Regions from separate parts of the Homo sapiens genome. Here region 2 is linked to region 1. The links are chromatin contacts, found by Hi-C or POLR2A ChIA-PET in ENCODE. All regions are on one chromosome and are shown on one strand. Each heading gives the region's core, a stretch centred on a gene start or an enhancer-like site at or near the end of the contact. The rest is flanking DNA. Distances are from core to core; before and after follow the strand shown.

Region 1 (7,015 bases), core at 1,635-4,134:
ACATATTCATCCTGGGAGGCAGGAAGGTGATTTCACACCTGTCTCCTCTTTTTATTCACTCCTGGCCTGGCTAATTTGCCCAATGTCAAGATTGGTATGGCCAAGTCTGTCGAGGAGAATTACTGCTTTGCAGCACGATGTCCTCACTCTGGGCATTTGGACTGTGTGATTTGCCGCATGTCTATTCTGAGTACATCTTTCTGTTTTTCATCATCCATAAATGGAACCGATTGGTAATAATAATCCAGAAGAGATTCTGTTTGTAGTGAAATATCGGAAAGAGAGAGAGAAGGAGAAAAGACAGTTTTAACTGGCATATGGTATGCATTGCTAAAGGGGAAAGGAAAGAAGAGCGACATTACTCTGTGCTTTGATTGGCTAAAGGTGAGTTACTGGAGAAGACGTCTGATCTTCACTTCTTACGTCTCAAAAATAGACTGCTAACCACTCGAATATGTCTGCAGAAGAAAGAGGAGAAAGAAGATGAAAAGAAAATTACAAGTACAAGTAAAGAAAATGCCTGTACTTCACTGTGCCTCCTGAATCAGGGAGGGAGGACTTTCCACATTTTTGCATACTAGAACTTGTGCAACAAACACAGGGTCATTTATATAACAAGACAGCATGCTGAGTACATTTTCTGAAAGTACAAATTTGTTTTGTGTGATGGTGACTACCCTATAAGCTTTCCATTTATTTCAACTCCATATATTCCTCTCATGTTTGTCTCCCAATTTGCTCTGGAATAGAATGGCCACATAAATTACATTTAAAAATTGTTTGGTTTGAGATAAATGTTAAAATAATAAAATTACCAGATTTATATGAATTTTAAGAAATCATATTTCTCTATCCATTACCAGTGGTTAACATTATTCTAACATTTCTATTTTTTAAGTATGATTTTATAATTCTAATAGAAAATGGATATCCTATAATCTCATCAATTTCTATGTCATCTCTTTGAAGGCTCACAAATTCCCAAATCAAACAAAAGGCTTTAAAAGAAACATTTGATGTTTTTGAGTAATGTGCAGGAAATTAATGAATATAAACTTATTTTTGTATTTTATGCTGCTTATTTAAATATTTAGAATATGGTTTTAATTACCATGAAACTTTACTAAACATCCACCTGTCAGTAAAGAAACTGATTATTTTTTGTAGATTTGCATTCTCCTGAAAAAGAAACAGGTGTGAAAACCTGCAGGTATTTATCCACCAACAAAAAATAAAGGATATCTGTGAAATGTGGAGGAAGAAGTAAACACGAATATAATCTTAAAATTGCAAAATCTCAGTATGTGATTCCAAACTCCAAGAACAAAAAGATTCCATGGAAGAAGGGAAATGCCTTCTTATCCTTGTGGAACCGTTCTCAAATACCAGGAATCTCATTCAGTTGTATCTATCTATCTATCTATCTATCTATCTATCTATCTATCTATCAATCTAGTTATAGTTTTTGATCCCTACAACAATCTTCCATGATGATTTATGGTAATATATTCTAATTTTATTGATGTAAGAATTATGGTTAAATTAAGAACCCAGGTGGAAGTTTCCTTTGAGCCTAAAAGTTCATCAGCCTGGGAAAAACAGCAAGACTTCCACTCTAAAAAAAAAAAATTTAAAGATTAATTTTTTAATTAATTTCTTAATTACAGGTTGCATGTGCCTGTAGTATCTGCTACTTGGGGGCTGAGGCAAGAAGATGGCTTGACCCCAGGAGGTCAAAGCTACAGTGAGCCCCGATGGCACCACAGCACTTCAGCCTGGGGGATGGAGTGAAGAACTAAGGTTAAGCAATTTTCCCAAGATCTTAATGATCATAAATGGAATTTCCTTATTTGCTATTAAATGTCTGTGAATCTGCTGCCATCTTCTCTATTACTCCCCATATTGGTCAATTTATATCTTTCTTCCTTTTTTCTTAGTCATTCTTGCTAGAGGTTTATCAATTCCATTGGCCTTTTCAAACCACAGGTTTTGGGTATTATTGATTTTTCTCTACTGGGTTTCTGTTGTTCTTTTTAATTTCATTGATTTCTGCTCCTTTTCATTTCCTCCCTTCGGCCTGCTTTGTGTTTATATTGCTCTTTCATTTCTGGTTTCTTTGATTGACTTGAGCCCTTGCTTTTTTCTTTCCTTTTTTTTTTTTTTTGAGACGGAGTCTCGCTCTGTCTCCCTGGCTGGACTGCAGTGGCGCGATCTCAGCTCACTGCAAGCTCCACCTCCCGGGTTCACGCCATTCTCCTGCCTCAGCCTCCCGAGTAGCTGGGACTACAGGCACCCGCCATCAGGCCCGGCTAATTTTTTGTATTTTTAGTAGAGACGAGGTTTCATCGTGTTAGCCAGGATGGTCTCGATCTCCTGACCTGGTGATCTGCCCACCTCGGCCTCCCAAAGGGCTGGGATTACAGCCGTGAGCCACCGCGCCCGGCCTGAGCCCTTGCTTTTTTCTAATGGAAGCATTAATGCTACAATTTCTCTCTAAATTGCATTCAGTGGGAGAGAGAAGAAGGTGTGAGCCTGCTCCATCTTGTACAGAACCAGAGCCCTAGAGGTTAGGTTAAGTGAAGCATTAAGCAGCATGGAATAATCCTGAGCTTTGGAATCAAATTGGCTTGGGTTCCATTCACTATCTACCTGACCAACTGTGTGTCTTCGGAAAAGCTCTTAGAAGCCTCATTTTCTTGATTACAGTTGTTATAAAATGAGACAAAAATTCTTATTTCTGGTGTTTCCATGAGAATGCATATAAGAGAATGTAGAAAGGCTATACATAATTGCTTGATAGATTTTTTTTTATTGTTCTTTCCCTTATAGTCTTGATTGTTTCCATAGTTCAGGTCACAGAGGTTTGACTGTCCATACACATCACCATGACTCACAACAAATCTCGGCTTCTTCACCCCTCGCATCTTGACCTCTGCTACTTGCCTACTTATTTAATATTCAAATGTGCTCAGCAATTATTAATCACCTATTCCATGCCAGGTATTGTGCTAAGTTTTTCCTCATATATTAGTTTTGAATGTCAAATATATTATTGTGGAGGAAGTTATCATCCAACTTTTCCTTACAAATAAAAAAAAAAGACAAGTCCTTGCCAAGTTTACACAATTTGTATGGTATGAAGCTAAGATTCAAACCCATGGCAGCTTGGCTGTAATTCTGTGCTTTTCTTAATACACTACAGCTGCTCCTCATTTTCACCCTTTACCTGTCTGGCTTTCTCAGTATCAGTCTATTGACATGCTCTAATAGCTTAAAGGTCTCAGACCCAGGATTGCTGACTCTAGCCTGGACATCTGTCTCCCTTTACCATTTCAGCTGTGGCCCTGGGGCTCCCACCGCCTACTATCCGGACATCAAAGTGTGAAACACCAGAAGCATGGCAGGCCCAGTGAATTCAAGGTAGTGTTTAATTAAACATGCACCCACTACTTAGGAAAGTATATACTTTTTGAATTCCTAAAAGCAAACCTTTTCAATGTATTAAAATTAGAGATTTGTATTCATAGCTGAATGGAGAATTGCTTCTTACTATCACCATTTCCATTTCCAGTCAAGGACAAATCTGCTTTTCCTAAAACATAATGTCAGTTCCTATCATTCCTATGTGCACTGTGGGTCTATCACAGATACATATCCTTCATCATAATGCTTTTCTAAGTAATGAGTCTATAAGCCCCTCTACTCTCCTTCTCCTCAAAGTTTCCCTGAGCCAGGACAGACTTAAGAATGAATCATGCTCTACTCATCCCACTGGCATTTTAGTTCCACTCTGCCCACCCCTGCAGGCTCTTTACCTTCATTAAAGTCAGGATGTCTTAACTAACAAGAAATAAGTAGAGCCAGGGCAAAAGATGAGTAGAGCCAGAGCTATTTCCACGTGAATCAGAAACAAGTGTAGATAGGGAAGATCTAGAGATGGGGGCGGGGTTGGGTAGGAGCAGTACTAGAGGCAGAAGGAAGAGATGGGAAGGGAGATAGATTGAGGGAGGCATCACAGACAGAAGAGAAGACCCTCAGCTGAACTCTGGGGTCCCTATTCTTCAGTCAGCAGCTTGGCTTAGAGCAAGACACTCATCTTCTCTGGTGGCCCCTTTCCTCCTTTTTAATTAAGGGTTTGGGATTAGATGACCAGAGGGTTACATATGGTCCTTACATCCCAGGCTGTTCTGAAAATAGCACAGCTTTACACATTTGCAAGTATAGTAAGAAGTCCCTCTTTCTTTCCACACTGACTATTGTACAAAAATTAAATTGAAATTTGGTTGCTGAGAACCTAAGCCACATTTTCTTTCAGTAACATCAACATTCTACATGATGCTTAACATGTCGACTAAACCCTGGTGAACCCATGATGGACTTGAACTGTACTAGAATGACATACAGCTCCCAGGAGAAGAAAGGGAGAGAGGGTGAGAACCAGTTTCCTGAAATATTGCTGAGCATGGAGTATCTTCCTATCTACCCTACTAGCCCTTTCTTCATGGCCCCATAGCCCACTAATAGTGATTTCAGTAAGCCCCATTTCTCAAGAAGTCGTGGGCTACAACATCAGCATCCAATTAATTCCCTCATCAAAATTTCTGGGTGGGTGTGGTGGCTCATGCCTGTAAGCCCAGCACTTTGGGAAGCCCAGGCAGGTGGATCACCTGAGGTCAGGAGTTCGAGACCAACCTGGCCAACATGGCGAAACCTCGTCTCTGCTAAAAATACAAAAATTAGCCAGGCATGATGGAACTTGCCTGTAGTCCCAGCTACTTGGGAGGCTGAGGCAGGAGAATTGCTTGAACCTGGGAGGCAGAGGTTGCAGTGAGCCAAGATCGTGCCCCTGCACTCCAGGCTGGGTGACAGAGTGAGACTGTCTCAAAAAAAGAAGAAAAAATATTTCCTAGGAACCTCCCCTTAGCCCCACCTTCTTATGCTAAACAGCAGGAGGAAAATGAGTAGTGCACTAGTAAGTTAAGTGACTGATAGACCTTAATCTTCCTTCCTTGCTGTTTAATTTTAATGAAGATTAATACTGAGCTAATATTTAATGGGATAAGGGTTTTATATATAGAATAAACAGATTTGGCTGTGGAGAGAAGAGGTATTTGAGGCATGTAATTATGTTTGTCAGAAAACCAGATTCACCTAAGAAAAGCCCCAGATCAGCACTCTGAGATTTGTTTACTCCCTGCTTCAACCCCATACCCACAAGGTTATTAAAAGTTCTAAATATTCACCTTCTTGTATCAAAATACAGGAGTTCCAGAAAGAGTGATAGCTGGAAGAGCCACTCTCAAGTAGGTTTGAAATATTATATATCTTGAAAGAATAATCATAAATGATGGGCCACACAGCACTGTCCTCCACTCAACGTACAGGCATTTTAGGCCAAGGCAAACTGGCCTTTCTCTCCCAGGCTCTTTTTCCCCATCATACGCACAGTAAGAGGACATACATGAAGGTGCAGTGTTATGGACTGACTATCTGGGCTCTTCCAAAATGTATATGTTGAAGCTCTAACACCCAGTGTGATGGTGTTTAGAGGTGGGACCTTTGGCAGGTACTTAGGGTTAGATGACATCACGAGGGTGGGGCTCTCTTGATGGGATTTTTATCCTTATAAGAAAAGGAAGAGAGACCAGAGCACTTTCTCTCTCTCTCCCTGTCTGCCATATGAGAACAGTCAGAAGGCAGCCACCTGCAAGCCAGGAAAAGAGCCCTCACCAGGAACAGAATCTGCCAGCACCTTGTTCTTGGACTTCCAGCTTCCAGAACTGTGAAAAATAAATGTCTCTTGTCTACAGTATTTTCTTCTAGCAGCCTGAGCAGAATAAGACATGTGCCATTCAGCAGGAGGCTAAGGTTCATGCTCCCACAGAGCCAACAACAGAGTCGTCTTCAAGTAGAAACATCCCCAAAGTTCATGGTATCCCCATGGTAGAGACAGCTTTCTTTGTGGCCTGACTCAGCTGCTTGGGTTGAGTCACTCAGCTCAGCTGGTAGGGACAGAAGCATCTCTGTAGGTGAGATGGGCAGGGGTGGAAGAGCTGTGAGTTCCGCTCACTGGAATCCAGCCGAACACCCACATATCTCAGCCTGGAAAGGCCTGCAGCTCCCATGGCTCCCACATGGAAAACAGCTGCTTCCTCTTCCTCCTCCTCCTTGACGTTTCTCTGTCTCCTTATCTTGCCTCGTAGCATCTGTGCCACAAGCTTCTCTCTCCAAATGACCTCTGTACAAAACACAACCTCTGCAACTTTCCCAAAAGATCTCATATGGGGGCCACAGCCCCTTGGTTCTCTAAGGGTTCACTTAAAAAATCACTGACATGAGGCAGATTGATTAACAGGAGAAAAGGCATACACATTTATTCTATGTGTATACACAGGAGCCTTCAGAATGAAGACCCAGAAGCTTATACACCACCTTAGGGTTACAAAATAATGGGGGCTTGGATCCTGGTAAAACAAGTTAAGGGAGGTGGGAAAAGAAGAATTGAATTATATTGAAGGGCAATACACAGTTGCTAAGGAGAATGATTGGATCCTAGAAGCAGAGATTAACTTGTAAATAGTTGCGTTTTTTTTTGTTTTTTTTTTGTTTTTTGTTTTTTGTTTTTGAGATGGAGTTGGAGTGCAATGGTGCTATCTCAGCTCTCTGTAACCTCTGCCTCCTGGGTTCAAGCTATTCTCCTGCCTCAGCCTCCCAAGTAGCTGGGATTACAGGCACCCACCACCACACCTGGCTAATTTTTTTGTATTTTTAGTAGAGACAGGGTTTCACCATATTGGCCAGGTTGGTCTCAAACTCCTAACCTCAAGTGATCCACCTGCCTCACCCTCCCAAAGTGCTAGGATTACAGGTGTGAGCCACCACACCCAATTTGTAAATAGTTATTTTTGTAATATGAGTGATCCTTGGAGACAGTGATTATGCTTGTAAAGGGTCTTCTCAGGTGTGCTTACATCTTGGTCTTCTTTGCAATAGATAATGAGATAACAGGGAGGAG
Region 2 (7,015 bases), core at 1,502-4,001, 840 kb after region 1:
GACAGGAGTCTGGCCATGAAGTGGGACCAAGGAGGATGTGCCTCTGCTCCCCAAAAGTGAGAGAGGCACTCTGGCTGGCCTACAGGATGACCAGGAACAGGCCTCAGGGTTCCCCATGACCCTGACTCTGAGCCTGTGGATGAAGGGAATCCGTCATCAGGGGAACAAGGAGGTTGAGGAAGGCCTCCCAGAGAGGCTGATCACAGAGCTGGGTTCTGAAGGATGAAGAGGAGTTTGCAGAGCCAATCAGAGGAAAGGGCATGCAAAGGGAGGCTCTGAGACTTGGGAAGAGCCCAGCCCCACTGGGGAGCCTGAAGCTGCTCTGTGCTGCTGCCACATGCCCTTCAGAAGGGCAAGGGGAGGCAGGTGATGGAAAGAGCCCTGGTGTCTTCCCGTAGGGGCTCTTAGTGGGAATTAGGCAAGACCAGTGGCAGAATCCAACTTGTGGGTTAGGAAAAGACCCTGGGAGGCTGTGCAGAAGCCAGCCCAGGGCTGTGGGAGCCAAGAAAAATTCTACCTTGAAAGTGGGGAGTGCTGGTCATAAGAGACTTTCTTCTAATGTGAGCATTTCCTCTATGAAAGAGAATGGAGGGACATTTACAGACACTGTCAGATGAATTCTCAGAAAACCTTGGGGAGGAAATTGGAAAGCCCTGCCTGCCCCAGGCATGGCAGGCATACCAGGTTCCTGGCTAGTGAAGTGGTTTGCTCAGGAGTTTTTGCAGAACCAGAAAACTTAGATGGAGCCCCATTTTAGAGATGAGGAAACCGAGATAGAGGATGCTTCGGATGACAGTACTTTGGTGCCTGTGCCACGAATAGCACCCGGATCACCCTGGACCACCTGCCTTTGATGTGGCACGGCAGCTGCATACATTTTCCTGTGCAGGCACTTGGGTGGCCTGAGTTGCCTCCAAATTTGGACATCTGGCTGCTTCTTGGTGCCCCCACCTGAAACCCAATCCACCTCTTCCGAAGCCAGCAGATAGTGAATTGCTCAGTAAGAAAAAGGTCTGTGCAAAACAGGAGACTAGAAAGAAACCTCAGTGCCTCCAGGAACCTCACGTGAGCTCCGTTTGACTCTGCAGAAGCAAGTTCCTTGCTTTTAGAGGAGTGACTGTGGCTGGGCATCATCCAGACCTATGTGCAATTATTGGTCGAAGGCGTCTCTCCCGCTAGACGGAAGCGCTCAGAGAACCAGGCAGTGGAAGGTGCATGACTGGGAGGAATGAAGGATGGCCATCCTGAAGTGGAAGGTGTGTGACTGAGAGGAATGAAGGATGGCCGTCCTGAGGCTGCGCTCGAATGGAGGCTTATTTAACATGGAGCCTCGTGCAAAACACCCCGGAGCAGGCCCCTATAGGATTGAGATCGCTCCCTGTGATCTGCTGCTTCCCTCTCCAGTGGTTTTTATCTTTGAACAGAGCAAATCCTGGCTCCACTCAGACCTGCTCCGTGAGAGCCGAATGCAGTCACTGCACCTGGTCGGGGCTGAGGAGCTTCTCAGCCATTCCAACAAGGCCTGGTCATCGAAAAGCCATGATTTTCTTGCATTCTGGGCCTTGTGACTTCTTGAGACGGGAAAAATGAAGCGCTGTTCCACGATTTTGTTCTCAATCTAAAGGACCATTGCTTTGGAAAGTGGTCAGATTCTGCTTTTGGTTGATTTTAGGATCCAAAACTATGGCGATGGGAAAAAGGAAATGCATTTTAGGATTTCAGGTATTGTCTAAAATTTGCACATGATTATATCCTGCAATCTTAATGGTTCATGCGTCTCATGCTCAACCAAGAGCCTCTGCTGGCCTAAATGATCAAAGCATTTCCAGGAATTATTCAAGAAAAAAAAATCTGCTCCCGTCACTCACCGGCTGAAACCCCCTCAGTGGCTCCCACTGCCCTCAGATGCAGTCACCCTCCTTACTGAGCTTAGTGAGGGCTGCACTAAGCACTTTGCATTATTCTCTCATTGAAGTATCACAACAATCACAAAAGGAACTATCATTAAACCCATTGCATGGATGAGAAAACTGATCCTTAGAGAGGTCAGGGACTGGTTCAAGCTGACTGTGCTGTACAGTGTCAGAGCAGGGATGACCCCAAACCCACCAAGGCCATTCTTAGCACCCGCAATCTCCATGACCATCTCCTAACTCTCTCCCTCCCCCTCATCTATTTCCTACCCATGGATGAAACTGTTTGTGTCTCACCTACTACTACAGTGAGCCCCTTCTGCTTACCTCCCTGGGCCCCAGGCTGGCCCCACTGGGTGCTCCTGGCAGCAAAGTCCATGTCTGATTAGGGAACTTCTTATTAGGAGGCTTCCTTGTTTGCTTTACCCACCTTCTCCAGACTGGGACCCCTGGAGACAGAGCCCTTAGCTCCCGAGGCCAGGTGGTCCCTTGCTGTGCCCAGCACAGATCCTGGTGCCTGGGAGGAAGGCAGTAAATCTGTGTGAAGTGGGTCATTTCATTCTGCATTGGAGGATCATTTTCATGCTCCATAACCCACGGCTATCAATAAAATTAATATTAGCTTCCAGTAAAGTCTAGAGAGGTGCTTCTCACACTAGAGTAGGCAACAGGGCCACCCGGAGAGTCAGGTAAAACTCGGAGGCGCTGGCTCCAGAGGCCCAGACAGGTGAGGCTGTGTGGCTGGTCCTGCCCCCGCCTCTGAGGGGCACTGCTCGGCAGCCAGCAGCCCACCCCTGAGTGCAACACTCAGCAACCAAAGGCACCTGGCTGGGCGATGACTGACAGTGAGGCAGCTCCAAAACTCCCTTCCACAGCATTTACAAAACAGACACAAAGTTTTCTATTTGGAGGAGTCATTTGCTGCAATGGGGGTTTTCCCTTCGTTTTTGGAAATGCCATGAAATAAAATGTTAAGTGTGACTCCAGTATCCTAATCTGAGGCACAGACAACTCACCGCAGTTACACCTCAGAGAAAACATGGGGCTCCCCGGGAGAGGGGCCTCACTCAGCCTGGAGTTATGTTCTGACTTCTCAAAACATGAAACCATTTATATTGGCTCTGGCACATTCAAAAAAAAAAAATTCCCTTATGTCACATGCACGCGCGCGTGCACAGAGATCAGCTTTCGGTTCACAATGAGTGTGCCCCTGGGTCTTTTCTGTGTCTCACTCATTGAAGCCTGGGGGACCAGGCCCTGGGGGACCGACGGGGTGCCTCCGTCTGTGCTCCTTGTCCCTGTTGGCCAGAGCTGGTGAATCACCCGGCCCCAGCAGCCTGCGTCCTTTCCCAATTACCGTAGCTGTCAGAGCTGACTAAAAAACCAGTAGCAGCTGGCAGGAAATGGGTAAGAAAACTGACCACAGATAAACTGTAGGACTCTACAGAGCAGTGGCAGATAGACTCGGGGACAGGAAGTGGAGCTGTTAAGACTCGGCCCTCGCCTGCTCCCGGGCACCTCAGGGCCATCGAAGGGCGCGTGCACCTGAGATGCTGCGGTGCTCGCGTCACGCAATGACCCCGCAGCAGGCACCAGCCACGGCCCCCGAAGGGAAAGAAGCAGTCAGGAGTGGCGGAGAAGCACCCCCAAAAGCCCAGGCCTTTGAGACTCCTGCAAAGGCAGTGGTTCTGCTAGTCCAGGGGTGATGGAATCGCAGCCGGCAGAGCCTGCGCTGTTGAGGTCAAATGACCTGCTGGCCGTGCATTGCCTCACCCGGCTCCCTGAAGCCAAAATGACCAGCTCTCAGGCAGGGAGAGGCCACCACACATTGAGAACAGTGCTGGTGTTGAGGTGGGGAGGCGCTTCTCTGTGGAGTTACAGGTCCAGCGTTTTCAATACTCCCACCGCGTTTCAGCCAATGCCAAGGGCGGGCCCTTCAGAATCCCTAGTGAGGAGAAAGTATCAGCCAGGTGGCATGCTGGATCCTTCCATGCATCATCCCACTCCTGTTCACATACCCTAGGAGGCAGCTAAGACTATCCCCATTTTACGGATGTGCAAAGGGAGGCTCAGGATTAAATAGGCCTGGCCCTGGGTTCCACCACCTATCCACCTATGAGGGGCAGAGCCCAGATTCAAAGTCTGACTGGGGTCTCTGCCCCGACGACCTCTGCTCACAGCGTGCCGCTAGGTGCTGAGATGGGAAGAGGAGAGAAGGGGTCAGAGGAGAGAGGGGGAGTGAGCACAGTGGAGGAGGCTTGCCTGGGCCCTGATGCTTCACCCAGAAAGAAAATGGGGTGGTCAGTGTTTAATCGCATCTTCCCAGTGGCCCAAGCTGCATGTCCACCCAGGACACCATCCCAAGCAGCCCAGCAAGGGGGACCCACCCTCTCTGCACCAAGGCAGACCCAAGGTGCTTCCAGGGGCAGCCAGAACAGGGTGGCTTCTGTGTGGCCTGCTGTGGGACAAGCTGCTGTGACAAGAAGCAGCATCTGCTATTGAACTTGTGACCCAGGCCTTGGTCCCTCACAGGGAGCAGGGCACAGCTGGGACAGAGGGTGAGGGTCCCCTTCCCATCTCTCGGAGGTGGCAGAGTGCACCTGCTCCACGGAGCGTGCGCAGCCCCCTCTGCTGGCGCCCGGTCCAGCTCTCGGGTGAGCTAGACGGGAGTTCAGCTGGGCGTGACTCACCCCTGTTCCTGGAACTGTCTGAAGGCGGGGAGGATGCTGTGGGTAGGCTCTAACTGTATCATCTGGGCTGGGGCCGGTAGCAGATGGTCCTTATAAAAAAAAAAAAAAAGTACTTCCATGTGGGCTTAAAATAGCGCAGCACTCACCATCAGCTGAATGGGGAAATGTACGAGCCAGTCTTTCACGTGGGAGTGGGCACTGCAGGCTGGAGGTTGGGACAAGGGGCCCAGACACCAGCCACAGCGGCCAAGCCCAGGAGGTGGAGAGGAGACGCCTCAGCACCCACGTCGTGCCTGGCCTAGACCAGGCAGGTGGCAGATACGGGCCCAAGCAGGCCCTGCCACGATGATGAAGATGACAATGAAGCCACAGAACCCTCCCGGTTGCCGCATGGGAGCCGGCTGGGAAACCGAGATGCCAGAACACCAGCCGTCCACCACCCTGTCAGCCTCTCAGTCAGTCCAGGAAAAGCCTTTCTTCATCCTGGAAGTCGGGAAATGTGGCTCCCTAACAGGGGGCGGAAACAACTTTTGGTTCTGAGTCAATCTCTCTCTCTCCCCGGGCCCTACAGGAACACAAGAGTGAGTCCTGGAGCCTCTGGAGTCCGCCCCTCACCGATGTGTGTTCTGGGGCAGGTCACTTCCTCTTTCTGTGCCTCAGTTTCCTTATCTGTAAAATGGACGGAAAGCCCCACCTTCTCTAGGGCAAAGCCGAGCACCCGGAGGTGCTCTGTGAAGGAAGCCCACAGCCCTGCCTGGGTTGTCCCTGAGGCCCGAGAGAGCCCTTGGCCCCTTCTTCCCTTTTTAATACGTCCCTTCATCTTCCTTTAAACCATGCTGCACTTTGACATGTAGAGGTGATCACTCTGAAAGTCGGGGTCTGGAGCGTCGCCTCTTGCTGCTGCTGCGTTGATGTGGAGGGAAGGGGGTGACAGGAGGGAAGCCGGGGCAGGGACAGCAGGTGGGGAGTCTCACTCCGTCCAGCCCAGCAGCCAGGGCTCCCAGGCATGGCAGGCCACCTTCCCGCCCTCCTGCCGCCCGCCCTGCCGGGGATCAGCAAATCGGAGGCCAGGTCACTGTGGCCTTTGAGGGGTGGAGACTCTCCCAACTGCAGGGCAGGGTGAGGGAGCTCTAAGGGAGCCACGGGTCCTCAGTGGCTCGCCCAAGGCAGAAGGTTTGTCAGAGGTGGAGGGTTTGCACTGAGCCCACCTTGGTGTTCTGTATGGACAAGCGTGTGGTGTGCTGGTAACTGTCTAACAACCAGCTCCACTGGGGCCTGGGGAGGGGATTAAAAATAGCTCTGATCTGTAGCGGCTGCCAATTTCGGCGGTATAATCACTCCCGCTGAAGCCGGTTTCATCCCCGCTTGTGGAGTTGGGAAGAGACCACAAATGGGCTGCCATGAGCTCCAACACCCAGCACAGGGCTGGTGGATACGCGGTAACATGACCACCCTTCCCATACAGGCTGGCGTCCATCAGGGGCACAGACACGTGATAATGACCCAGGCTCAACTGAAAGGCAGCAGAGCAAAAGAGTCAAAGAGTTAAGACCCGGACCCTTGAGTTAGGCTCAGGTTAACTGTGTCTGATTCATCCCGGCTCTAGTTAGCAGCTGTGTGGCTTTGGGCAAGTTGCATAACCACTTTGGGCCTCGTATGTAAAGCGAAGATGATAATAGCATCTGTCCTTTCACAAGGATGTCTATTGTGCAGTAATGACCTGCAGTCACAAGCTCTTCTTTTTAAGGGATGGAATGGAGGGACAACACATCTGTCAGGAGAATGCTGAAACCTCTCCCTCCCGAAATTAAATGACGAAGTCTTCCCTCCACCCCGCAGCCTCCCCAGCTACTCCTTCACCTCTCTTCCCTCACAGGCGTCTTCTAAGGGTTTCCAGGCCTCCCCCACTTCCTCTCCTCCACCCACTCACCCCACGCTGCCAAGCAGCCTCTGCCCCACTTCTCCAAGGCGACTCTTGCCAATGTCACCAACAACCCCATTTTCTAAATCCAAGAGACATTTCTGTCATCCTCGTACTCTACGTCCCACCAGCCTTAAGCCCTGCTGCCCAAGCAACTTTCGAAACAACCGTGTCCCCAGTGTCTGTGATGGGTCCATTCCTTCTGCCTTCCCTCTGTCCGTTCTCTGTCTCTTTGACTGGGCCAGAGTCCTCTACCTGGCTGTTAAAACTAAGGTGCCTCAAGTCATAGGGGGAGCTGTGTCTTCTCCTGCTGAACCCCCTCTCTAGGCTGGCCCCCGACTCCAGCGGCCTCTACTGCTATCTGCACCAGCCTCTCCCAGTGGTACCTCCAGCCCTGACCTCATCTCTGACCCCTGGACAGCACGGCCAGAGGTCTATTCCACACCGCCCCCTCACATACATGATGGCTCAGAGGTCCCCAGGTTCACCGT

Evidence for each region. A loop is a pair of places that touch in the nucleus more often than their neighbours do. ChIA-PET counts read pairs that join two places held with the same protein, here RNA polymerase II (POLR2A). Pooled maps may share reads with other maps.
Region 2: a map with no recorded cell type shows a loop between it and region 1 (2.2-fold over the local background). The contact joins two enhancer-like sites. A Hi-C loop is called at or near these places in 1 of 37 single-sample maps with no recorded cell type and 1 of 50 pooled maps. POLR2A ChIA-PET finds 5 or more read pairs at or near these places in 1 of 52 experiments (common myeloid progenitor, CD34-positive).

Annotation. Positions count from the first base shown.
Region 1 is chr2:7,704,092-7,711,106 of GRCh38, forward strand. No RefSeq gene overlaps it. Among named protein-coding and RNA genes, the nearest start is that of LINC01871, 18 kb to the right of the region's middle. Within about 2 kb of position 2,885, at least 2 of the 41 ENCODE cell types and tissues checked have a DNase peak (open chromatin) inside an H3K27ac peak, as active enhancers do.
Region 2 is chr2:8,540,545-8,547,559 of GRCh38, forward strand. No RefSeq gene overlaps it. Among named protein-coding and RNA genes, the nearest start is that of LINC01814, 40 kb to the right of the region's middle. RefSeq lists enhancers at 2,850-2,899, 2,910-3,199, 3,174-3,680, 3,681-4,187, 3,850-3,909 and 3 more and a silencer at 4,415-4,709. Within about 2 kb of position 2,752, at least 27 of the 41 ENCODE cell types and tissues checked have a DNase peak (open chromatin) inside an H3K27ac peak, as active enhancers do.